Regions from separate parts of the Homo sapiens genome. Here all the other regions are linked to region 6. The links are chromatin loops, found by intact Hi-C in ENCODE. Cell type or tissue: HCT116. All regions are shown on one strand. Region 1 overlaps TARID (TCF21 antisense RNA inducing promoter demethylation). Region 2 overlaps TARID (TCF21 antisense RNA inducing promoter demethylation). Region 3 has its middle 13 kb from the start of SNORA33. Region 4 has its middle 56 kb from the start of EYA4. Region 5 overlaps TARID (TCF21 antisense RNA inducing promoter demethylation). Region 6 has its middle 28 kb from the start of TCF21.

Region 1 (4,000 bases), 170 kb after region 6:
GAGTTAAATCCAACTTTTTTTTTGCTAAATGAAATATATCCCTTTTTTTGTAAATGAGAAACATCAAACTCTGGAAGGCAGTAAGAAAGCAAAGAATAGAACACTGGGAAAATTGATTCGTAATCCCAGTTACAAGATAATTGCATGTAATTTTCATAACTCCCTCTAACAGCTTTTTAGATTTACATGTCTAAAATGTGTATGTGTGTGTTTTTTACAGTTGTAAGTAATTTTGGTAGGAATTTTGATGATTAGCTCTGCATCTGGACAAGGAGATTTAAAGTCAATTCTTTCTTAAATGTTAAAGACACTATTCATCGTATTTCTGGCTTTTTGCATTTGCAATTCACGGCTCATAATACAAAATTTTCAAGCAGTTGAATTCATAACCTATTTTCTTTCTCATCCTAGAGTTTGCCTCAATACAAAGAAATGAAATCAGAGACTATATGTTGGCAGTATAAGCAGTGACTAACCAGTAGAAGTGATCACCTTTAGACTAGTCCACAGACCAGAACGCTCATTATTCAGTGCTTGTGTGGTTTGGTTAAACAGCAAATTCTACTTGGAGGAGATACTTTTAATTTAGAAGAGATTATTTCAAATAATTATCTTTGTTTATTATATAAGCTTTAGCTAGTGTTTTACATTCACTGACCAAGCATCAAAACACTAGAGAAAATGACACAAAAGGTGAGTCAGTTAAATTTGGAGAATGTTGGAAGAAGAAACATTATTTCAAGAGTATGGAGGATGACCTAAAGAAATAATAAAAAATGATTTTCTGGAATTATTTCTAGAAGTTAAAGGTGAAGCATCATTGATAATGGTGCTTTTCATTTTATCAGTGGAAATACAGTAATTATTTGGGGGGATTCATCTCTACTCCTGAGTGTCGGTTAGCTGGGGGTACACATGGAGCATTAAATGGTGTCCTACGTAGTCATCACAAGCCACAGTACCTGTCCTGTCACACAGAGGGGTCTGTAAAGGGGTGACAACACAGAGGTTTCCCTTGATGAATGATGAAGAATCCTTTCTCAAGATAGGTACAAATTAGTTGGACCCAATTGATTGAATCAGTTGATTTTATAAAATTGGGCGGACACTAGGTATCATTCTTTTTTCAAAAGCAATTGGCTGGGCGCGGTGGCTCACGCCTATAATCCCAGGACTTTGTGAGGTGGAGGCGGGTGAATCACGAGGTCAAACGATCGAGATCATCCTGGCCAATATGGGGACACCCCGTCTCTACTAAAAATACAGAAATTACCCGGGAGTGGTGGCACACGCCTGTAGTCCAAGCTACTCTGGAGGCTGAGGCAGGAGAATCGCTTGAACCCGGGAGGCGGAGGTTGCGGCGAGCTGAGATCGCGCCACTGCACTCCAGCCTGGCGACGACAGAGTGAGACTCCGTCTCAAAAAAAACAAAACAAAACAACAACAACAAACACAAATAATGTTTTTGACCTGAAATAACTACTTATTTTAGTCAATATAGGCAAACTATGAGCATATTCAGATGAAGACTCAGAATTGGGAGGGTGGGTTTTGAAGGGAGCATCTACCGCGGAGATGGATTCCCACGAATTTGGAGCTGCACTGTCTCTTTGCAATGAGGTCCTGTACCTATGTATGGGCTTGGGCTTACTTTCAAGAGTGACATGTTCACATTACAGAGAAAAGTGTCATACAAGAATAATATGTGGAATGAAGAAGAACAAAAAAAGTGTCAATTCTCACTTATTTACCAATCATGTTAGCCAGAGCAAAAGAATTTGGCATACCACACTCCTCCTCTGACCTAGATTAGAGATATCCATCTTAAAAAAATAAGGGGACAGAAAATATATTGAGAAGGGTTAGTGATAACACTTTTCTATTAAAAAAAAAAATCACCTGTGTCAATCTCCGTGACCATACAATGCAATGGAACTCTCCCAAGAATCCCAGGCTCAGAGCCCTTTAAAGAGCTCCAGGCAGGCTGGGCGCGGTGGCTCACGCCTGTCATCCCAGCACTTTGGGAGGCCGAGGCGGGTGGGTCACGAGGTCACGAGATCGACACCATCCTGGCCAACACGGTGAAGCCCCATCTCTGCTAAAAATACAAAAATTAGCGGGGCGTGGTGGTGGGCGCCTGTAGTCCAGCTACTCGGGAGGCTGAGGCAGGAGAATGGCGTGAACCCAGAAGGGCGGAGCTTGCAGTGAGCTGAGATCGCGCCACTGCACTCCAGCCCGGGTGACAAAGCGAGACTCTCTCTCAAAAAAAAAAAAAAAAAAAAAAAAAAAAAAAGCTCCAGGCAGAGACAGAATTCCCAAGCCCTGCTCCAGGTGAGTCACCAATGTGGAACGAGGAAGTATCCTATGGAGAAATTCAGCCTTCTCATTAGGATGGAGAAGCCTACCTGTGGTTTCAACCCCAGCTACCTTTCAGCTTCATGTCTAACACACAATTCAATACCTGCCTCTCAAACTGAATTCATCTCTTCTTCTCCCACACACTCTGGGGTTTCCTGCCTTCCCCTACCCTTGCATTCAAAATGTACTCATCCTTTAAGACTTACCTCAAATGACTCCTCTTACAGGAAGGGTTCCTCCATCGATTCCAGCTAAATTCGTCATTCTCTTTTCAACATTTTCACACTTCACACACTGACTAAGTGTACAGACATTTCAGGGAAGGAAGGAGGAGGAAAGAAAGTTTTATCAAATATTCAACACTTTTACCAGTACTTAAAAATAACATTTATTGCTTCTTTGTACTAGGTTAGTAATGCATATTTAATGAAAATAAAAACGACAGTACTTCTATGAATACTTTGGCAAAAATCCTTCCATTACTTTTATTTATTGTAGGAGAGTGAGTATGTATGTGTAGATACATAACACTTGAAAAAAATGAAATCATATAAATTGTTTTTAAATGGTTTATTATTTATTTATATATAGACTATGTAGTTCCACACCTTTAATCGAAAATTTCCAATGGCTACCCAGTATTTCACTGTATGGAGATAACAGTTTATTTAATGCCTTATCCTGGGACATTTCAGTTTTTTCCAGTTTTTGCTATTATAAACATTCTTATTGCAAAAGTATTTTTATACATCTATTCAAAAATATTTATTAGGCACCTTTTTTTCTTAGGCATATGTGATAGGCATTCCATTATTGTTTTTCTCTGGATAAATTAATAGAATTTTAAAAATCTGGGTCAAAATGTATGAATACATTGAAGTATTGATTTTTCCAATGTCCTCTTCAAATTGAATATATATTTATTTTCACACCTTTGCCAATGTGTTGGGGGAAACCATTTGCTTTTACTTGATTTCCAGTGGGATTTTATACTTAAAAGTGTGTTTTGGCCATTTTACTTCTTTTTTATTCTTCTTTTGTGAATTAACAGTCCTTACCCTTTATATATATAAAATATAAGGCCAGACACAGAGGCTCAGGTCTGTCATCCCAGCACATTGGGAGAATGAGGATTGCTTGAGCCCGGGAGTTGCAGACTAGCCTGGGCTAGATGGTAAGATCTCAGTCTCTGAAAATAATTTAAAAATTTATTTTAAATTTAGTCCTAGCTACTGGGGAACTGAAGCAAGAGGATCCCTTGAGGCCAGAAGTTTGAGGCTATAGTGAGCTATGATCATGCCACTGCACTGCAACCTGTGGAACAAAGTGAGGCCCCATCTCTTAAAAAATAAATAAAATAAAATAACAGATGCTCATCTGTCTCTTATTGATTTGGAAAACTTTAAAAATATTAAACAGACTACTTTGTGAGGCTGAGGCGGGCAGATCACGAGCTCAGGAGATTAAGACCATCCTGGCTAACACAGTGAAACCCCGTTTCTACTAAAAAATACAAAGAAATTAGCCGGGCATGGTGGCAGGAGCCTGTAGTCCCAGCTACTCTGGAGACCGAAGCAGGAGAATGGCGTGAACCCAGGAGGCAGAGCTTGCAGTGAGCTGAGATCACGCCATTGCACTCCAG
Region 2 (4,000 bases), 350 kb after region 6:
TCTCAGTTACTAATACTTTCAAATGATTATATAAAACTGTTGTGACAAAAAGTAATGGAGAACATGATATAAAATATTGAATTCATCAAATTCTTCTAATGTTCCTTTCCAGACTTTTTCTATACATGTTATTTTTTACATGCATGACACATTATCAATTCCTATTTTTCATTCAGCAAATACTATGTCAGAAACATTTTTCTAATTGCTTTGTTCATAATTCTCATTTTATTGGTTATATAGTTTTACAGGATATTGATAAGCTAAAATTTAATTGTTGCCTTTCCAACTGTTAGGCATTTAAATTATGTTCAGAGAATATCAGAGAATAGTCACCTGCATACAACTATTTCCTTTCAATTTAAAATAATACCGAACAGCAAGCAATATGAGCACGGGGATGGTGTGTCACTTTACGCTGGTCATTGCATTTCCAGTCCCTAAATCGGTGAATTGGAGGTGCTCAGTTATTACTTCTGGATTTTCCGAATGAATGGAATCCTATATTTTGAACTATGCTGCAAAATTGTTTTACAAAATGACTTGCTTTAATATTTATTAAAACTAGCAATGTATGAATATACTAGTTTCATCATGTGCTCATTAAAACTATATATTTTATTGATTTAAAAATACTTCATTATTTTTATATTTTTCTTATATAGATTGTAATTTGCATTTCTTTGGTAATGAAGTTGAATATATTTTCATGGATGTTGTCTAATAATATTTGCTCTATTTCTAATTGTTGGTTCAGATGAGGGAAATAAGATTCTGGGATGTTGGATGATAATCAAGAAATATGCACTTAAATGAAATTAGTCAAGCATCAAATCTCTTTCTGATACATTAAAATATGATCTCTACCATGACACCTCAAGCATAGTTAATTTTTTAAGCAAGTGTTTTGATTAATTTAGCTCACAATGTGTATATATGCGAGACTCTCAAGTTAAAATATTTATGGCTTGTCCTCTGTAGAAATTATAAATACATTATTCTTAAATCCCAGATTTTCATAGATTTAATTTAGTTGAATTGTCAGTGATTTTGCTCATGTTAGTAATAACCAGTAATTGCTGACTATTTTAATTCAATAAATTATTTTCTAAAATTTTAAAATGTTTTAAAATTACTTAAAATGTTTTGAGACTTAAGAGGTTTTTATTTATAGGTTAGAATCCCTCCCACTACTTATATATTTTGAGTCAGTTGTATTTTGCAAGTCACAGAGTAATTTCTGAATATTAAATATATCTTCACAGAAAACACAAACAACTTTGGGTGCTGGGGAAGAAGAATTAGCTTCTTTTAGAAGGATTTTATGGACATTGGGGCTAATAACTTTCTGCAAGTAGGTTTAAAGAGGGCTAGAATTGCAAAAATGTATGGCAAATAACGCTTTAACGTCTACCCTAAAGTTAGTTTACTTCATCATTGCTGAGATATTGAGGAAAAATTATAGTTTCATTAATAAGTTGGATGTTGCTTCTAAGTGCTTAATTTCTAGTACTTTTTGACAAATGTATTTTATGTGAAGCATATTTAAATCTGGTGTACTAGAGTTAGGGCAATAAGGCCAGGTTTAGCTAGAGGGAGCGCTGAGATTGTCTCATCGAGGGGAGCTGGTTTTAAACACCTTCCTCAGGATGATGCATGCTCCGTGGCCCTCATATGACACACCCTGCTGGGGTGACTACAAAGAGCTGAGTCACCAAAGCTCCGATCCTCACTTCTCAGTGAAACTCCTGTCAGTTGCAGTCAGGAATGATGGAATACTATCTGTAATGTTAATATTTGAGACACTGATCATAGGTTTTCGAGGGGGTCATAATTTGTACAAATATACACATGCATACACACGTATGTATACTTGTTTTCATATGGCAATATACGTGTCTCCTGTTATTCTTTTCCTGAGAACTAATGTTTTTTCTAGATGTTTGTGACAACATCACACGTATCAAGTAGGTAGTGCCGAAAAGGAGCCTGTTCCCAGCCAGGAACCGGCCACAGTAACAAAGCGGGCTGCCGTTTTCGAAAGCTTTAAGCACCTAATCTCCAGAGTGTTGTGATTGTACTCCCCCTCTTGTTTAGGCTTGGAATCATCAGTATTCATGCAGTTCGCAGAAATTCTGTGTAAAATACAATATTAATATTAAAGTATAATACATTATACCACGGCTTCTCTACAAGGCATGCTGCTTCTACTTTATTTCGTGGAATAGTTCTTAGGTTAATTTGTCAGTTGAGATTTGAGACTCTGAAAAAGAAAGATGGGGTTTTAGAGAGAATCCGAACAGTTAAAATACATCGTCCTCTGGTGTCCTTCTGAGGTATTGCCAGTGGGAAGACTTTCAGAAACCTGAATAATGAAGGGAAGGAGGAAAGAAAAGGATTGATGGCGTTTTTTCCTTTAACTGAATAAATTTTAACAATAATTAGCTTATTTCTAGGGAAGGACCTGGTGAGGGGTTCTTATGAGGAATAAAGAAACGTCTTTATTCTTATCTCACTCCTTAGGTTTTTGTTGTTGTTTTGAGACGGAGTTTCGCTCTGTTGCCCAAGCTGGAGTGCCATGCGCGATCTCGGCTCACAGTAACCTCCGCTTCCCAGGTTTAAGCGATTCTCCTGCCTCAGTCTTCCCAGTAGCTGGGATTACAGGCGTGTGCCACCACGCCCAGCTAAATTTTTTTTTTTTTTTTTTTTTTGTATTTTTAGTAGAGACAGGGTTTCACCATGTTGGCCAGACTAATCTCGAACTCCTGGCCTCATGTGATCCGCATGCCTCTGTCTCCCAATGTGCTGGGATTACAGGTGTGAGCCACCGCTCCCAGCGTAGATTTTGTTGTTATGGTTCGTGTTACTGTTGTTTTTCCTCAGCCTTGAGCCAGTTATTTTCTGCTCAAAACGTTCGACCCTATATCTTTTGGCCTCAGAGAGCAGTAAGTGCAATCAGGGTGTAATCGAACAGATATCTGTGGTGCTCCTTCTATGTGTCATGTACTGTGTTAGGTACTAAAAGAAAGATGGAGGGGATACTTGGAATTTTCTCACTTGCTCTCAAGTCTTTTCTGACTATCCAGGTTTTGCTGATTATTTAATCAAACTTGTTTTTTTCACAGACAACACGAACCTGCAAGTAATCATCCGACCAACTTCCTCTACTGCTTGGGAATTGCAGGCAAGTTCAAATTCTTCCCCCAAATTTCTCAGACTCCTCGGAGTTGTCTCAAATCTACTTGAGAATCGTTCTGTATTTCCACGTAGCCCATCTCCAGAAGCTACTGAAACACATGCATCAAAAGTCACTGCAAGTGGGAAAAGGGTCCCTGAATTCCTTCTGCGCCCCGCGCTGCTACATAAAGGGTCGTGTTGAGCCCTCGGTGGCAGAGATTTCAATCTGTTGTTTTAAAACTTATTTTATTTTCTATTTGCTTAGAGACTTATAGATGAGTCAACTTTCCTCTGCAGAAACTGAATCCTTGGTAGGATGAGGCATTCACTTAAATGAGGATCAGAAACTGGAAGAGGGGGTGGGAAAAGTCTGGAATGTTGGGTACTGTTCAGAAAACGCTGGTTGGGGAGAATGAAGAATTATGTGAAGCAGAGAGCAAGGAAGCATCATGAGGGCTCTGGACATTGCAACAGGAATGAGAGGATGCAAAATGCAGGGAGAGTGGTCAGTGCTGGAAAAGGTGTAACTATGCCAAGTGTAAGCTCTGGGTGTGGCAGTGTCATGGGGTGGCATCTCCCTCCCTCTACCCCAAGGGTTAAGTGGCCAGCAGTATCCCCAGGCCTGGGCCTGGTATTAGGGCATAGTTGTAATGGACAAAGTAATAACCAGAGGCAGTGCCCTATGCAGCCTATTATTTAGCATTAAAGGATCCAGGACTCAGTTATTAAATCCAAATAGAGAAAACCAAAAGGGACTGGGATCTGAAGCAAAGTGAATCAGAGACTGAAAGAGCAGCTGCCCTAATAAATGCAAGTATGGAAG
Region 3 (4,000 bases), 1.1 Mb after region 6:
CTTAGCATGTCAAAGAGGGTTAAAAATTAGTACCAGTGTCCTTGTTCACAATTACTTAATGAGAAGGCAGAACATATTGAAAAAGAAAAGTGAAAAATGTTTCAAGATCAGTTTTGCCCTCCCCACTATTTATGGAGCCCAGGATAAACCTCTGACTGCATTATGATTAAACATCTATGGTTTTCATTTATTCAAACTCACACTCAAGTCATTATTTCTGATATAGTAGCCCTGCCAGTTGACATAAGCTGCCAAGTGGTAGACTAAATTTCAGGTTCACGTTTGAATCTCTGGTGAACCCATAAAAGCTATATTTATGTATGTGATAGCCTTGGATTTTAATGGAAAAATGGTTAGCATATTAATAAAATGTTCTGCTTAGTACATACAAGTCAAATTTATGCCAACATGGAAAGGTTGCTTTCTCAAAAGAGAAAAAAAAAAGCAATCATAGCCTGAAGCAGATTATGTGCAGATATGAGGAAATTAAAGCTCAGATGTTAGTTAAAATGAACAACAAAAATCCACATTTTAAAAATAGGGTTTGGAGAAATATCTCCTAAACAAGGCTCCTAAGAATATAGAATTTAAAATGAAGATAAAGGCTGGAAGGCAAGTCTCCATTCAAAGAATGGAGACAATTTTTAAATCTTTTCTTTGAATTTTTGAATAATTCTTTGAATCTTTTCTTCCTTAACCAGGGTTAAAGGTCTAATATCAGCATCAAGGAAACTTCTATTTAGGCCTTTATTTCTCTTCTTTTACTTAAAGTTAATAAAATTTTTGATTTTCCAAGTGGCTGGTTAGATTTCCTGAAAGAAGCTAAGAAAGACTATTCCAAATTTTTCACAAACAAAACATAAGTAAATTTATTTACAGATATATAAAAAAATTCAACAAAATAAACCCAGTTTGTATATTACAGATCTGTGTTCCTTAGAAGTTGCTTCCTCAAGGAGAGGTATCCAATTGACATGAAAAACGAGCTGAGGCCTTGAGGTCCATGGATTTACCAATCTAATATTTTATCTCCTGCATTAACAGTTGTAGCAGATATCAGTAGTTTGGATCATGTATGTATTTTTTTGACCTGAGACCCAAGTTCCATATTATTATTAATGTATGCTTAGAAATTTGAGAAGAAATAAAGAAAATGAGTGTCTAGTGTTCTTAGAAAATTACTACTCCATAAAAAAACAGAGATTAAAAATCCTACAGCTGTAGAGCCAAGCTCTTTGTTATGCATGCACAGCTTTCTAAATCCCATAAAAATCTCAACATCTGACCCATTTCACTTTTACAGGGGAAGGGCCTGTTACACTGGAAAATATGCGTAAAAATCTGCAGCATTCAGAGGCATTAAACAGTTTTATTTCACATTTGTTTCCTATGTACCCTACATAGGAAACATACATTCCTCTGTTCTATGTACATTGTAGCACCTGCTGCTAAATCTCTACTCTCCATCAGCTCCCAGCCTTCTCTTTTCAGAAGGGATTGAGTGTCTTTTTGAACGGCTGAAGTAATGCTGCCATCTCCTGTTTGCTGGATAGAATGTAATGAAATTACCCTCGAAAGGAATGAAAAGTAAAATTGGATAAAACTACAAACTAGAGACTGTTGGCTCTTTTATAAATTTTCTCTAGCCATAGATTAAAAACCAATCTTATTCAAATTGACAATGTCATAATAATGTCTTAAATTTGATATGTCTTTAAATAAAAGTTATTCTAAAGAAATTTTGGTCCTTATCTAAACATTAAATTGGTACTTCACCTCATTTTTCAGAATATTGCTCTCCTCATGTTACCTAAATTTCAGTCATTTATTTTTTACAATGTAAACATGAAAAAAGTAAACTTTAAAAATAATAACCATATATATTAAGTTTTAATATTAGCTAAAGTGTTCTCAGGAAATTGATTTATCACCAACAGTCTCAAATTTAGAATACTCACAGAGAGTATGAGGAAGGCAAAAGTTAACCAAAACAGTAGAAATCACTGTCTTATTTTGGAATTTTACCAAAGTAGATACAAATAATAAAGTAACTTTAAAAAAATAAACTTTAAAAATTTATTTTTACCTCTAACTCTTAGAATCTGAAAACATATCCACTAGGGAAGTCCATGTCTTCAAAAATACATAGATTTTCTTTTGCTCTTATTCTTGCTATAAATCTCTTGGGCATTAATGTGATCATGTTCCCCAGGTTTTTGTGAATAGGAATAGCATTCTAGTTGAGGATGAGAATCTGTGTTTTAGGCTGACTAGTTAAAGAGATCCTTAAGAGACATTCTCTTTTCCAATTACAAACATCAGCATTCTGCTGACAGGGTCTCAGAAGAATGTGTACTTAACCCAGTATTATATTTAAAAGCCCAATTCCCCTTACAATCAATTATAGGTAGCAACACTCCTCATTTAAAGTTATTATAACCGCTTCTAAAAATTAATTCTTATTTGTTTATTTCATGGCAAGGCAAAGCAGCTGCTGTAATCTTTTATAAAATGTACCCTCATCATACACTTCCAGACTGGTTTTCTTCAAATCACTGTTTTCTGGGCAAATAGCTCCCCTTCTCTTCCCTTTTCTTTAAACGTGTCTCCTTGGCCTTATTAATTCACCTGTGTTGCTCCCCTACTGAAGGCTTGACAAGACTCAGTGTTGTAGATCCCTCTTTCTGGAGAATTCACCATGCTGAACCACTGTTGTTGGTCTGGATAGTACGAAATAAGTAGAGATCAGGAAAATATTGCACAGTTTTTGCACAGCAAACCTCAGAAGTGCAGAGCATTGCAAATGAATGGCTTATGGAATACTATGTTTGTACATTTGAGTTTTAGCTTTGTATAAACAGTTTTCTTCCAAATCTCTACATGCCTTTTGTGGAAGCTACCTACCAATTTATAAAATATAATTCTTCAGGGCTGGGCACGGTGGCTCACGCCTGTAATCCCAGCACTTTGGGAGGCCAAGGCGGGTGGATCACGAGGTCAGGAGATCAAGACCATCCTGGCTAACATGGTGAAACCCTGTCTCTACTAAAATACAAAAACCTAGCTGGGTGTGGTGGTGTGTGCCCGTAGTCCCAGCTACTTGGGAGGCTGAGGCAGGGGAATCACTTGAACCTGGGAGGTGGAGGTTGCAGCAAGCCAAGATCACGCCACTGCACCCCAGCCTGGCGACAGAGCAAGACTCTGTCTAAAAATAATAATAATAATAATCCTTCTACTTATATTAAATACAAACAATTCTAATATTCGACAAAATGGCAAATCCTATAATCAGTCAGTTTACCCAATGTTCAAAGGCTTCTTGGGTCATGTCCTGGAACTTGGGGTTCTATCTTCTCATTTGGAAAATGAAGGAATCAAACTAGACCATTTCTCAAATCTCTTCCATCTTAAAAACTCAGACTCGGCCAGGCGCAGTGGCTCACACCTGTAATCCCAGCACTTTGGAAGGCCAAGGCAGGCAGATTACCTGAGGTCAGGAGTTCGAGACCAGCCTGATCAACATGGTGAAACCCCGTCTTTATTAAAAATACAAAAAAATTAGCTGGGCATGGTGGTGCACGCCTGTAGTCCCAGCTGCTTGGGAGGCTGAGGCAGGAGAATTGCTTGAACTCGGGGGGCAGAGGTTGCAGTGAGCCGTGATAGCAACACTGAACTCCAGCCTGGGCGGCAGAGTGAAACTCCGTCTCAAGAAAAAAACAAACAAACAAACAAAAAACAGAAAAACCTCAGACTCTAATTCCAGTAGAATCTGCAGTGGAAAAATATTGTCACATCAGGCCTAAATTCTCTAGAGGCAAGAGAAAGCATGTTCTCCAGAAACACAGGAAAGAAAGTAGGAAGGTCACATTTTGGTCTGGCCATATAATTACTTCTAGAAAATAACAAAACCAATAATGATAATAGAGACAAGGTGGCTGCTGACACTCAGGAAAATCACAATTGTCATTAATATTTATTTACCTTTGGTGACAGTATTAAA
Region 4 (4,000 bases), 730 kb after region 6:
AATTAATTACATTTAGGATTACAATAAAGAAGAATGCCTACCAAGTAGAAGCAATAAAACATTCTAATGTAACTGCAGGGTTAGAATTATTATCTCATAAATAATTCATTTGTGAAATGCAATTTTTGTTCCTCTTTTAAAATATAAAATTAAAAAAGTAAGTGAAGGTCTTGTGGGTTTGTCATTGGTGTGTATTTAAAGAATAGTAATAGTTTTCTCATCTAACAGAAATGAAATCTGCTAATGTTGGGATATCTGGATTTTTTAGATTATGTTGTCTTTTATTTGAAAAGAAACTTAAGCTATAAAACACAAGAGAAAGTGCTTAAGTACCTTCACACATATTCTTTTCAGTAAAATAATGTCAGCCATCAAAAGCCGTTTCAAGTGCAATCCGTACAGTAATAGTTAACTAGATAAGTTCAAGTTGGCAGTTCTTGCAGTGAGTTCAGCTTCCAACTGTATTACCATTCCTCATTTCTTTGTTAGTTGTAATAGTAGGTTGCCAGGTTTTTTTCTTTCAAAAGCTTATAAAATTCATAGTTAAGAGGCAGGTCTATGAAAATTTAAAACCAAAGGAGAAGATGAATTCAAAAGCAGCTGCTTATGGAGTTTTATTGCAATATTTCACTGCAAGCCATGATGTCTTCACAGCAGCTTCATACTTAAAAGATTCTGAAAGTTGATTGATTGTTTCCAAACTGCTACATAGTTTTATTTGATTAACCATGTATATTTTTGCCAATATGTCTGGCTACCTATTTAAAGTTAGTGCATGGCTGGCAGTATTACAAAAACAGATTTTAAGGATTGGAATCAGATTTGGCAGTAAAGGATTTGGTTCCAAACTCATAGGTGATCTTAAAATTTCATTTGACATAAAAAGAAAAACTTTTCCAGTCAAAAACAAAAGATTCTACTTTCATTGAAAAAAAGCTTCTTGGCTGCCAAATATGTTTATTTTTCTTATGTATTTGCTCTATCACTGATTCCTCGGAAGAAAGAACCTCAAGTGATACTATTTTAAAATATACGCACATACACACAAAAAATTTAATCAAGATCTTTAGATGTGAAGTAAAAAGCTTACTCCTTTAAAGTAAAGAAAAAAAAAAAGACATCTTTTCAAAAGTTCATTGCAATAAAAGAATCTTTTGTCCTTCCTCTTGGCATTTTAAGGTTTTAACGAGTTGTTTATATATCTCAATGGCTTGAAAAGACAGATGTATTTTATGTAATCTTCCATGTAAGCTTTTTTCATTTCCCTTATAAATTACTTTTCCATATTTTAAAATGTAGTTGTGTTTTCAAGGAAAAAATGGCCAAAAAATATGAGCCGTTATTTGTTGGCCACCACGAACCTTTAGATAAAGTAGGTATAAATCACAGTAAGCAATAAAATTTCATCCTAACTATAAACCACAACTTTATTGAAGAAATGTCTATTAAACTTGTGTTGTCTCATTTTCATTTTACCTGAACATTAATGTATGAGTTTCATTTGAAAGCTAACAGTTAACAACCCATGTTTCATATTCTAATTAACATAAGGGACATCTGTTTCAATTAGAGAAAGCAAACTTCCTAAAGATTCTATGATGAACTGCTTTTATCCTCTGTGAGCTAGGGAAGTGGATTATATATAACACATGAAGAAATAAAAAACAGTAAAGAGCAAAGATGCCAAGCCCCTGAAATATATAATTGAATAATAATAATTGAAGTACACACGTCAAGTTGTGTGTGTAGCAAGTTCAACCCACAGAAGCACAGACCTAATGAAATGGTTTCTTGATTTTTAATCTCCATAAACCTTTCCTCCTGCCTTTAACTCTTATAGGTTTGAATACAAATCAAACATAGACCTTAACTTCATCTGAAGAAGCTGGAGTCCAAAAAACAAACAGAAAACAAAACAACTTCTGCAATGGTTTAAGCAGACTAACAAACGTGTGCTTTGATGGATGATTAAAAAGCCCTCAAAGTTAAAGGGGCACAGCTGAGTACATGGCCTACCTTAATATTGCTGTAGTGAGTAATGAGATGCCTCTGGCTTATAAGTACCTAATTGTAATGAAATAATCCAGCCCAATCTTTAAAATTAAGGTAAAGTAAATTCTATTATTTGTGGTATACATAAAAAAGCAATGCGAGAGCTCCCCCTATTGACCCACAATAAAGTATAATGTACCCTGAAATATACTTCCAAATATACATAAACAATATAAAATTTCAGAAGTTTAAGGGATTTTTTTTTTTTAAAGATTGAGTTCATCAGTTTATCTTTGTAGAATCTGAGGCCTAACAACATTTATTGTCATGGGACAAATTAGAGTGGCAGGTTTGTCTCTGCACTGTTTTCTCTGTATTATAGTTTGACATCATACAGTTTGTATAATTCAGAAGTAGGAAAGGGCTAAAGAGACCCCGTTGACCTAACTCCAACTATCTCTGGTCAAATGGACCCAGAGATGCTAAGGGATCTGTATAGGTTTATGGCTTTTTACTAATAGTTGGGAATCAGAATTCCAGTTATATGTTATCTTTCTATTATTTCTGCTCTGGCAGTGTGTTTTGTTTTGAGCCCGACATTTTTATGTTCTTTTTGTAATTTAAGAACATGTTGTTCAAAAATATAAGAATTTGAAGTTCTGGAAAACAAGAGGACATTCGTGGTCAGTAAATTAACTATTCTTCGCCTTCTGATGACACATATTTTTTGTAAACTAACTAGCAAATGCATATTGATAGGGTCTTTATATTTTCATACATGCCCTCAGCTATTAAAATATTTATATGATATGTGTAATTGCTGAAAATGGTAACCTGCTCCTATTATGAAATCACAAAAAACATGAAATATATTTCTCTGATGTGCTTTCTGGTGAAAATATTTATTGGTCACTAATTTGTTAGTATTTATTGGTAATTAATTGGTCAGCATTTATATTAACACTACCATTCCTGTAATTAACCATGAGATGTTATTGATTATATTTATGACATGAACAGGGTTTTTCTCCCTATACTTGAAGGTATGTGAAGATATGTGTGAAGGTATGTGAAGTATGTATGAGTTCAATTAGTATGTTAACTCCTAGAGGGCAAGGGTTATTTTGTGCATCTATTTTTACGCATCTTTTTTTTCAAAGAACACAGATGCAATGAACACAGGGCTTTGAATGCAAGTTTTTGATTTGTCACTGCTTGTTATGCAGCTTCTATTGAAGTCTGCTCACAGGTGCCACTACTGATAGTCCTATTTCCGTTGGAGTGCTTTCCAGAATCCCACAACCCTAATGCCATACTCTACACATGACATTCTTTCAAAATGCTGAGGTCATGTACATATATCAAATTACCTTCCTTCATCCTATATGCTTAGCCTCTATTGTAGTTGATTGTAGAAATGTATGTGCAGAGAAATCAAATGAAACCATATTTACTGAAGAAAATCTTGTGCTTGGTGGTGAGAAGGGTAAGATCTCTGTTTTCAAATAATTTAGGACTAGAAAAGAATAATCCTGTTTCCTTAAAAAGTTGACCATCATCTATGTATTCTTCATACTTCTATCATTAAAAACATAAAAGTAACAGAAATGAGGGTTTTTTTTCATCAAAATGAAGTGTATACATGGCTTTTCTTTTCTCTGGTGTTGCCCCTCTGTTTTAAATTCTTCAGTTGTCTGTTACCTTTCTGTATCCTTCTTCATCCTACCCCCAAAACCCATAAGAAAGAAGCAGTCTTCTTAGAAGCTCAATGCAGGCAAATACAACGTATACAATATAGTTAAGTTTGAGAAACAGATTATTGCACTGCAAGATGCTACCCTCAAAGTGGAAATCACATAATTATGTATCAGCTCCCAAATTTGATTTTGCCTTTCAAAGAAGATTAATTTATAATGGTTAAAAGGCATTTTATTTATTTCTCCCATAGACACACAAACATTTCCTTAAGAAGTGTATAGAAGTGTATAGAATTGATGTAAGAAGTGTA
Region 5 (4,000 bases), 80 kb after region 6:
CATCCAAATTTCGACGTACATTATTATTTATCAATCATCAATAGACTCTGTGCCAAGCACTGGGCTGGGTGCTGTACCTTTTGAGGATGCAAACGTAGAGTAAAAGCAGCCCTGTCCTCACGGTGCTCTGGACACTGTGCGGGGGAAGACATACAACCAGCGACATCGTAATATGGGCCATCAGTACTCTAATAACGCTGACAGGAGTGATGCTTCGGAAATACTTTTCAGTTCGTGTTTCCTTATTGGCTAGCTACGCTTTCTCTCCCCGTTCCTTGCCGATCTTAAACAATCCAAGAAAGGGGCAGACCAAAGCTACTTAGGAGACAAGAGCGGTCTTGGTGAGATTGCAGCAAGAAGGGCAAGGTTGGTGGGCGTGGTGGTGGGTGCCTGTAATCCCAGCTACTCTGGAGGCTGATGCAGGAGAATCGCTTGAACCCGGGAATCGGAGGTTGCAGTGAGCCAAGATGGCGCCACTGCACTCCAGCCTGGGCGACAGAGCGAGACTCCGTCTGAAAAACAAAAACAAAAACAAAAGCAAAAACAAAACAAAAAGGTCGGACGCGGTGGCTTACGCCTGTAATCCCAGCACTTTGGGAGGTTGAGGCAGGTGGATCACCTGAGGTCAGGAGTTCGAGACCAGCCTGACCAACCTGGTGAAACCCCGTCCATACTAAAAATACAAAAATTAGGCGGGCATGGTGGCGCATGCCTGTAATTCAAGCTACTAGGGAGGCTGAGGCAGGAGAATAGCTTGAACCCAGAAGGCGGAGGATGCAGTGAGCCGATATCGCGCCACTGAACTTCAGCCTGGGCAACAAGAGCGAAATCCTGTCTCAAAACAAAACAAAACAAAACCTGCACTAGAATAAGTGCTAGTTCTTTTTTTCTTTAAAGACGGACAAGATGAAATGTTTTAATTCTCATTTTACCTAATAATAAAGGATGTACCGTTAAAATCAAGTAGGAATTTATCCTTGTCTTATTGTCATTTTTTAAAAATTTTGCTATTCTGCACAGGACCAGTTTCTCTAGAATGTTCCCTTGCTGACTTTTCCTCTGGTAGTATCAGTTACACTGAAAATCAGTTGTATTCTTTTGCTTTATTTCACTGGGCACCATCAAACTAACAAAAGAGGAGAGTAACAGAGTAGGAGAAGATGGAGGATGCAAGGGAATAGGACACCTGTGTCCTAACCTCCTCTCGGGTATATATCCCGGGTTGGGGAACTCTTTCCACAAGCCCGGAGAGAACTGGTAACAAGAGGGCGGGGCGAGTGCGAGTTTCGATCCAGATAGGGCCTCCAGGTGGAGCGCCTGGGATCTCAACGGCACCTGGCCCCCGGGCGGGCGGATTCAGCCCCCGGGGAGCAGGCGCGGGAGTGAGGAGCCCCGATTGATTCTGCATGGGATGGGCCACGGCTCAGGGGGCCAGAGGCGGCGCCAAGGCAGGGGGCGCGGATCCAGCACAGCTCCTTCCCGGCCCAAACCGAATAAAACTCCCAGCAGCCCACAGTGAGACCCAGTGGAAAAGGCGCCCTCTGCTGGAGAGGCGCAGACGGGCGGAGCTGGAAGAGACAAAACCCAAAACACCTGAACATTTATTTCAGCAACTAGAATACTTCAAGTAGGAGGCGGGGGAAGCCGTGCCTTGTCAAGTTAAAGCGGACAACTTGTTCCTTCTCAGCACACCTCACTCCCAACTACCCTGCAGGATGGAGGTGTATCAGGAAAAACAGTGCTCCGGATCCCTTACCTGAGATCTAAAGACGCCACATTTTCTTCACAAGTGTTCTTAAGTCAACTGGGAGGACAAAGATTGCGTGAGTGCTTGGCTTATATGGTTTCATTTCTGTTTTCCAGTTGTCATTGTAGGCATGATCAATCTCTGCAAAAACAAAAAGAATAGGTTTAGGAGTAAAATATCCCTGAAATTAAGATTTCTAACCGTTCCCCTTCTAAGTGTATTTTAAAAGGGCACAACCAATTTCTTGATGTTTTGGATTTATTATTATTATTATTATTATTATTATTATTATTATTAAAGACAGGGTCTCATTCTGTCGCCCATGCTGAAGTACAATGGTCCGATCATAGCTCACTGCAGGCTTGAACTCCTGGACTCAAGCGATCCTTCAGCCTCAGCCTCTCAAAATGCTGGGATTACAAGCGTTAACAATTTCTCCCGGCTGCATTTTATTATTCTAATTGCGCAGCTTTGTCTAGTAAAGGATGGAGGACTAAAGGGAATAGGACACCTGTGTTCTAACCGCCTCCTTTTGGGTAGAGATCCCGGGTCGGGGGCCTATTCCACCTGACGGAACAGAGAGGTGCGGCTGCGCGTTTCGGTCCGGAAGAGGCCTTATATCAATGGTAGTTCTCCCTGCCTTTATATACCTCTTCTGTTAAGTTTGATAGTGCCCAGTAAAATAAAGTAAGAGTACGACTGATTTTCGGTATAACTGATACTACTAGAGGAAAAGTCAGCAAGGGAACATTCTAGAGAAACTGGTCTGTGCAGAATAGCACAATTTTTAAAAAAGTGACAATAAGACAAGGATAATTTCCTACTTGATTTTAATGGTACATCTTTTCTTTATTATTAGGTAAAATGAGAATTAAAACATCGCATTTTGTCTGTCTTTAAAGAAAAGAAAGAACTAGGACTTATTCTAGTGCAGGTTTTTTTCTTTCTTTTTTTTTTTTTTTTGACGGAGTCTTGCTCTGTCGCCCAGGCTGGAGTACAGTGGTGCAATCTCGTCCCACTGCAACCTCCACCTCCCGGGTTCAAGCGATTCTCCTGTCTCAGCCTCCCGAGTGGCTGGGATTACAGGCATCCGCCACCACACCCACCTAACTTTTGTATTTTTAGTAGAGATGGGTTTCGCCATGTTAGCCAGGCTGGTCTAGAACTCCTGACCTCAGGTGACCCACCTGCCTTGGCCTCCTAAAGTGTTGGGATTACAGGCCTGAGCCACTGTACTCAGCCTTTAGTGCAGGTTTCTACATTAATCTTCCTCTCCTTTGTTCTCGTGAGCTGACTATCAAGACCAGATTAGGATATGTGGTTGTTTCCTAAGAGACTTAAGCTTGGGGGACATGTGTTTGTTTTGGGAGTATGTCAGTATGTCTGTGTGTGTGAGTATGGTGGGCAAGGGAAAGAAAGATGAGATCCTCCCTCTCAGTTTAAGGTAGTCTAGGTCTCAGGAAAGAAATGAGGTATGAGCTGCATAACATTTGGGTAATGAAGCAGGTCTTCGAAGAACCAGTAGGGCTTCGAAGAACCAGTAGGCCTCCAATGTCCCCATCCATGGCCATACACGTGGAATCAGTGAAATGGATGAGAGTAGGTTCCCGGTCAGGATCATGTACAGGGAGTTGAGAATTCACTTTTCTTTCTTTCAGAAGACCAATTTTAATTTTTCCACCCAACAGGGGTCAGCAACACACAGAAACTTGTCTTAACTAACTCTTTCCTCTTCTTTAAAATATTATCTATATATAGATAATTTCCCCTTCTTTAAAAATTATCTATAAAATTCTCTCTCTATATATATCAGTAATTTTTAAAGGGGAAGATATATACATAAAGATATATATGTTTAATATATAGATAATTATGTATATCTCTGTTTTATTTTATATATATGATAAAACAGAAAGAGAGAGACAGTGTGTGTTTACTCTTTTACCCAAGTACATATGCCTTTCTAGTGCTTTGCAGAGTACTTTGAATAAGAAGGTTCAGAGACATCTGAAAATTATCTGTGAACTTTTGCTATTCTGATTCTTTTAAGGTGGTATATTATAAAATTTTTAAAGGTACAAAATTACTTTAAAACAGCCAGTGGGTTAGTAGTTGGTAATGCTAGTAACTGATAGTAGATGACATGTAAGTGCTCACTATGCCACTATGCTGGACAACACAAGCAAATACCGCACATACATTATAGAACTTGATTCTCACCAGCCTGATAATATCAGCGTGTGTCAGGCTTTC
Region 6 (4,000 bases):
GCCTCTCACAATGCTTGGATTACTGGCATGGACCATCATGCCCAGTCCTATTTATTTATCTATTCTCCTATTGCCTCTTTAAAAAGGGTTCAGTGGGGGAAGTTATTATTATTCCCCTGAATGAAAATTTGGCAGGTCCCATACTTTTTGTGCTAATTCTTAGTAGACAATTCTAAGTGTCATAGAGTTTCAATTCAGTAATTATGAAGTCCAATTCAAGATATTAATAGAAACTCTGAACTATTTGTGTTAAACCTCAGCTTGCCAGCACAGATTTGCCTGAGGCTGGAAGTGGGAAAAGGGCATTAGCTGGCTTCATCTTAGTCTCTCTCCTTTTTTTTCTCTTCCTCTACCACTAATCTTGCCAGTTTCTGACCACCAAAAGTTGAAACAGGAAGGGGTGAGTTTGGAGACTCGTAAGGGGAAAGGAAGTATCTTACTAGAACAGGGTATCATTATTATTTGGCTCCATGTATTCTGGATCTGCAGATGTTTAGAGCCAACCTTTTCCTTATGGGAACTGTCCCTTGCCCCAGACAGATGCATCTCCACTTCATGTGGCCCCCTGAGACTCTGTCTGTGGGCTTTAACTTTCTGCTTGGGTTCTTCTGCCTCCCCAAGTGTTCTGCTTGGACTGGGGCCAAGCCGACCTGGTGCCAGCTTGCTCTCTTGTGGATGACAGCTTCTGAGAAATGTGTTGTTAGGTGATTTTGCCATTGTGTTAACATCATAGGGTGTACTTACACAAACCTAGATGGTATAGCCTACTACACACCTAGGCTATATGGTATATATTGCTCCTAGGCCACAAACCTGTATGGCATGTTACTGTACTGAATTCTGTAGGCAATTGTAACATGATGTAAATGTAACATGATTTATATATTTTATATATTTGTGTATGTAAACATAGAAAAGTTACCATAAATATATGGTATTATAATCTTGAGGGATCACTGTTATATATGTGGTGTATCATTGACTGAAACGTCGCTATTTGGCACATGACCATAGATCCCAGCACAGTTTTCCTCTCCTGGCTCTGCTACAAAGGAATTGAGCCTCTGTGGCCTCAGGCAGGAATCATCCCTGGGAAATCTCTCCCACCCCAGGAAATGGCAGGTCTCTCCTTCCCCCTTGAGATAGGAGTGAAATGGGGCTCGCAGCTCAGCGCCATACCACATACAATATCTTCTTTCAAAGATATTCTTCTCACAAAAATCTTCTTTCTCCCCACACTTACCTCTCCCTTTTTATTCTTGATTTGGTTGAGGAGTTCAAGGGTCATGAAGCCATTTTTGGACCAGTTTCTTTACAAATTATTCATAAGGGGTTCTGTCTTGAATCTTACATCTGTTATAGTGTACTATCACAACAAAAACTTCAGTGTGAACATTCTCTTACATAAAGCCTAATCCCAATGGTAATTTTTTTCTGAATTTCTTTTATAAAACATAAACTAGTTATAATTTTTGTGTCAAAATTTATATGTTTACATGTTTTTGTAAATGAAACATATATTCATGTAAACACATAAATCATTTATATATATTAATACATTAGATTTATGGGTTTTTTTCACTCTTTTATTCTAAGAAAATTTTAAGACAGCTTTCATAGCTTTGGTTTATTAGTTCCATTGCTGCTCTAACCAATTCCCACAAATTAAGTAGCTTAAAAGAACACAAATTTATTATTTTACAGTTTTGGAGGTCAGAAGTTTTAAATTGGTTTCCTTGGGCTAAAATCAAGATACAGCAGGATTGCATTCTTCCTGACAGCTCTAACAAAGAATCTATTTCCTTGTCTTTTCCACATACTACAGGCTACCAGCATTTTGGCCTGGGGTCTCTTTCTATCTTTAAAGACTCTTCTGCCTGCCTCTTCCACAGTGAAAGACCCTTGTGATTGAATTGGGCCCACCTGGACAATCAATGACAATTGCACTGTCTTCAAGTCAGCTACAGCTAATTAGTAAGTTCCATCTGGAGCTTTACTTCCCTTTTCCATTGTATATCAGTCACGTTTCAACCAGAGAAGCAGAACCAGTAGGAGAAATACATATTTTAAGAAATTTACTGCGAGGAATCGGCTTATGTGATTGTGGGTGCTGGCTAGGCAAGTCTGAAATGCAGGGTTTCTTGGTCATTCAAGGGACATACACAGAGCAGAGAAAAAATTGAGTCAACTACATTCAGAGCACGTCTCCCGCTGAGGTTATTAACAAGACAATGCTCTGCTTTCCTGTCTCAGCTTTCAAACAGCGATGACCGGAGGATGCAGCCAGTAGGGGGCAGTGCAGTGTAGTGCAAGAAGCTCCAGCTTTAGGGTCAGTCAGATGAGGTTTGAAGTCCGACCTTGATAGTGGGGCAGCCTCATGCAAGTTATTTTACACTTCTGAACCTTTTTTTCACTCTTTTAAAAAACAAAATTTTAATTTTGAATAGCATTTTCACCTTTGTAAAATAAAGAAAATAGAATCTACAAGGATCAACTGTTTTGAGGAGTTAAGATTATAATCTATGTGAGATATGCTTGCTTAAATATGAAACATATATGAATGAGCACACATCCTAGGAGCAATGGTTCAGTATTTGCTAATTCAGTGTTTGCAGCTGCGTTTTGGAACATAACTACCACAAATAACAAGAATTGGCTGTACTAAGAGATGGCACTAGGGTATCTCTTGTACATTCTTCTTTACTTTTATGCATAGTAGCAACCCAATTTCCCCTTGATAATCAGGACAAATTACTTCAGCCAATACAGCATCCCTTTCTTTGTCTGTGAATGTTATGTAATGGAATCATACATTATGTAAACTTTTGGGATTGGCTTTTTCACTTAGATAATTCTCTATAGATTCATCCAGATCGTTATGCGAACTAATAGCTCATTCCTTTTTACTGCGGAGTAATAGATGTGCCAGTTTGTTTAGCCATGAGGTTTGAATTCTAATCCTGTTAGTGGGGCAGCCTCAGATGAATTATTTAATACTTCTGAACCTCCTTTTCGCTCTTTTAAAAAACAAACTTTAAATTTTGAGATAGTTGTAGCATTTTCATTTTTGGAGCTATTATTAGTAAAACTTCCATAAGCATTCATGTACAGGTTTTCGTGTGAACACAAGTCTTTGTCTTCTGAGATAAATGACTGGCAGTGCGTGGTAATTGCATATTTAGTTTTAGAGGAAGCTACCAAACTTTTCCAGAATGGCTGTGCCATTTTACATTCCCCAAAACAATGTGTGAGTGATCCATTTCTCTGCATATTCACCAGCATTTGATGTTACTTTTTTTTTTTTAAATAATGCTTTAGCTATTCTGAGAGGTAGGCAGTGACACCTTATTGTGGTTTTAATTTGCATTTCCCAAATGACTAATAATGTTGAATATCTCTTCTTGTGCGTATTTACCATCTGTATATCTTCTTTGGTTAAATGTCTCTTCATGTCTGTGTTTGAATTGAATTGTTTGTTTACTATTTAGATTTGAGAGTTCTTTATAAATCCTAGATACTAGTCTTTTGTTGGATATATGGTCTGAAAGTACATTTGTCCATCAGTATTAGTGGGGATTGGTTCCAGGACCATCCCCAATACCAAAAGTCCATGCATACTCAAATCCCCCAGTAGCCCTGCAGAACCTACCTCTTGGATATGAAAAATCAACCCTCCATATCTGAGGATTTGGCATCCTGCAAATATTGTGTTTTTTAACTGTGTTTAGTTGTGGATATGGAGGGCTGGTGGTATTTACTGAAAAAAAAATGTGTATGAGTGGACTCATGTAGTTCAAACCTGTTATTCAAGGATCAACTTTATTCTCTTCCACTCAATAGCATGTCTTTTCTTCCTTTTCACAGCGTCATTCAAAAGGTAAAAGTTTTAATTTTGATAAAGCCCAATTTATTATTTTTTCCTTTTATGGCTCATGCTTTTGGTGTTATCTTTGTTCAGGTTGCTATAACAAAAATACCATAGACTGGGTGGCTTAACAGA

What was found. A loop is a pair of places that touch in the nucleus more often than their neighbours do. Peaks named below come from ENCODE experiments on the same cell type or tissue, not always from the same donor. Only the 100,000 strongest peaks of a DNase experiment are listed, where the experiment ranks them.
Region 1: a loop joins it to region 6, with 3 times the contacts of the local background. A loop is called at or near these places in 2 of 110 quality-filtered maps.
Region 2: a loop joins it to region 6, with 10 times the contacts of the local background. A loop is called at or near these places in 97 of 110 quality-filtered maps.
Region 3: it touches region 6 in a loop (11-fold over the local background); 22 of 110 quality-filtered maps call a loop at or near these places.
Region 4: it touches region 6 in a loop (5-fold over the local background); 10 of 110 quality-filtered maps call a loop at or near these places.
Region 5: a loop joins it to region 6, with 10 times the contacts of the local background. A loop is called at or near these places in 41 of 110 quality-filtered maps.

Annotation. Positions count from the first base shown.
Region 1 is chr6:133,744,310-133,748,309 of GRCh38, reverse strand. The region is part of intron 4 of TARID (TCF21 antisense RNA inducing promoter demethylation); the gene reads left to right. Among named protein-coding and RNA genes, the nearest start is that of LINC01312, 75 kb to the left of the region's middle. In HCT116, no CTCF peak of the experiment used is centred here; DNase peaks (open chromatin) are centred at 2,349 and 2,599; H3K4me3 peaks cover 1,300 bases; H3K27ac peaks cover 3,294 bases.
Region 2 is chr6:133,567,374-133,571,373 of GRCh38, reverse strand. It overlaps TARID (TCF21 antisense RNA inducing promoter demethylation), which reads left to right. Exons shown (of 9, transcript NR_109982.1): 5 at 3,126-3,184. Among named protein-coding and RNA genes, the nearest start is that of EYA4-AS2, 110 kb to the right of the region's middle. In HCT116, CTCF peaks have their summits at 1,598 and 2,332; DNase peaks (open chromatin) are centred at 1,693, 1,943 and 2,293; H3K4me3 peaks cover 1,139 bases; H3K27ac peaks cover 3,148 bases.
Region 3 is chr6:132,827,952-132,831,951 of GRCh38, reverse strand. No RefSeq gene overlaps it. Among named protein-coding and RNA genes, the nearest start is that of SNORA33, 13 kb to the right of the region's middle. In HCT116, a CTCF peak has its summit at 1,530 (motif pointing left); a DNase peak (open chromatin) is centred at 1,519.
Region 4 is chr6:133,183,162-133,187,161 of GRCh38, reverse strand. No RefSeq gene overlaps it. Among named protein-coding and RNA genes, the nearest start is that of EYA4, 56 kb to the left of the region's middle. In HCT116, a CTCF peak has its summit at 2,146; no DNase peak of the experiment used is centred here; H3K27me3 peaks cover 737 bases.
Region 5 is chr6:133,835,481-133,839,480 of GRCh38, reverse strand. All of the region lies in intron 2 of TARID (TCF21 antisense RNA inducing promoter demethylation), which reads left to right. LINC01312 (long intergenic non-protein coding RNA 1312) reads right to left here. Exons shown (of 3, transcript NR_027030.1): 2 at 1,757-1,888. Among named protein-coding and RNA genes, the nearest start is that of LINC01312, 16 kb to the right of the region's middle. RefSeq lists a silencer at 1,467-1,516. In HCT116, CTCF peaks have their summits at 1,331 (motif pointing right) and 1,531 (motif pointing left); a DNase peak (open chromatin) is centred at 1,510; H3K4me3 peaks cover 1,089 bases; H3K27ac peaks cover 943 bases.
Region 6 is chr6:133,915,036-133,919,035 of GRCh38, reverse strand. No RefSeq gene overlaps it. Among named protein-coding and RNA genes, the nearest start is that of TCF21, 28 kb to the right of the region's middle. In HCT116, a CTCF peak has its summit at 2,287 (motif pointing right); a DNase peak (open chromatin) is centred at 2,275; H3K4me3 peaks cover 462 bases; H3K27ac peaks cover 504 bases.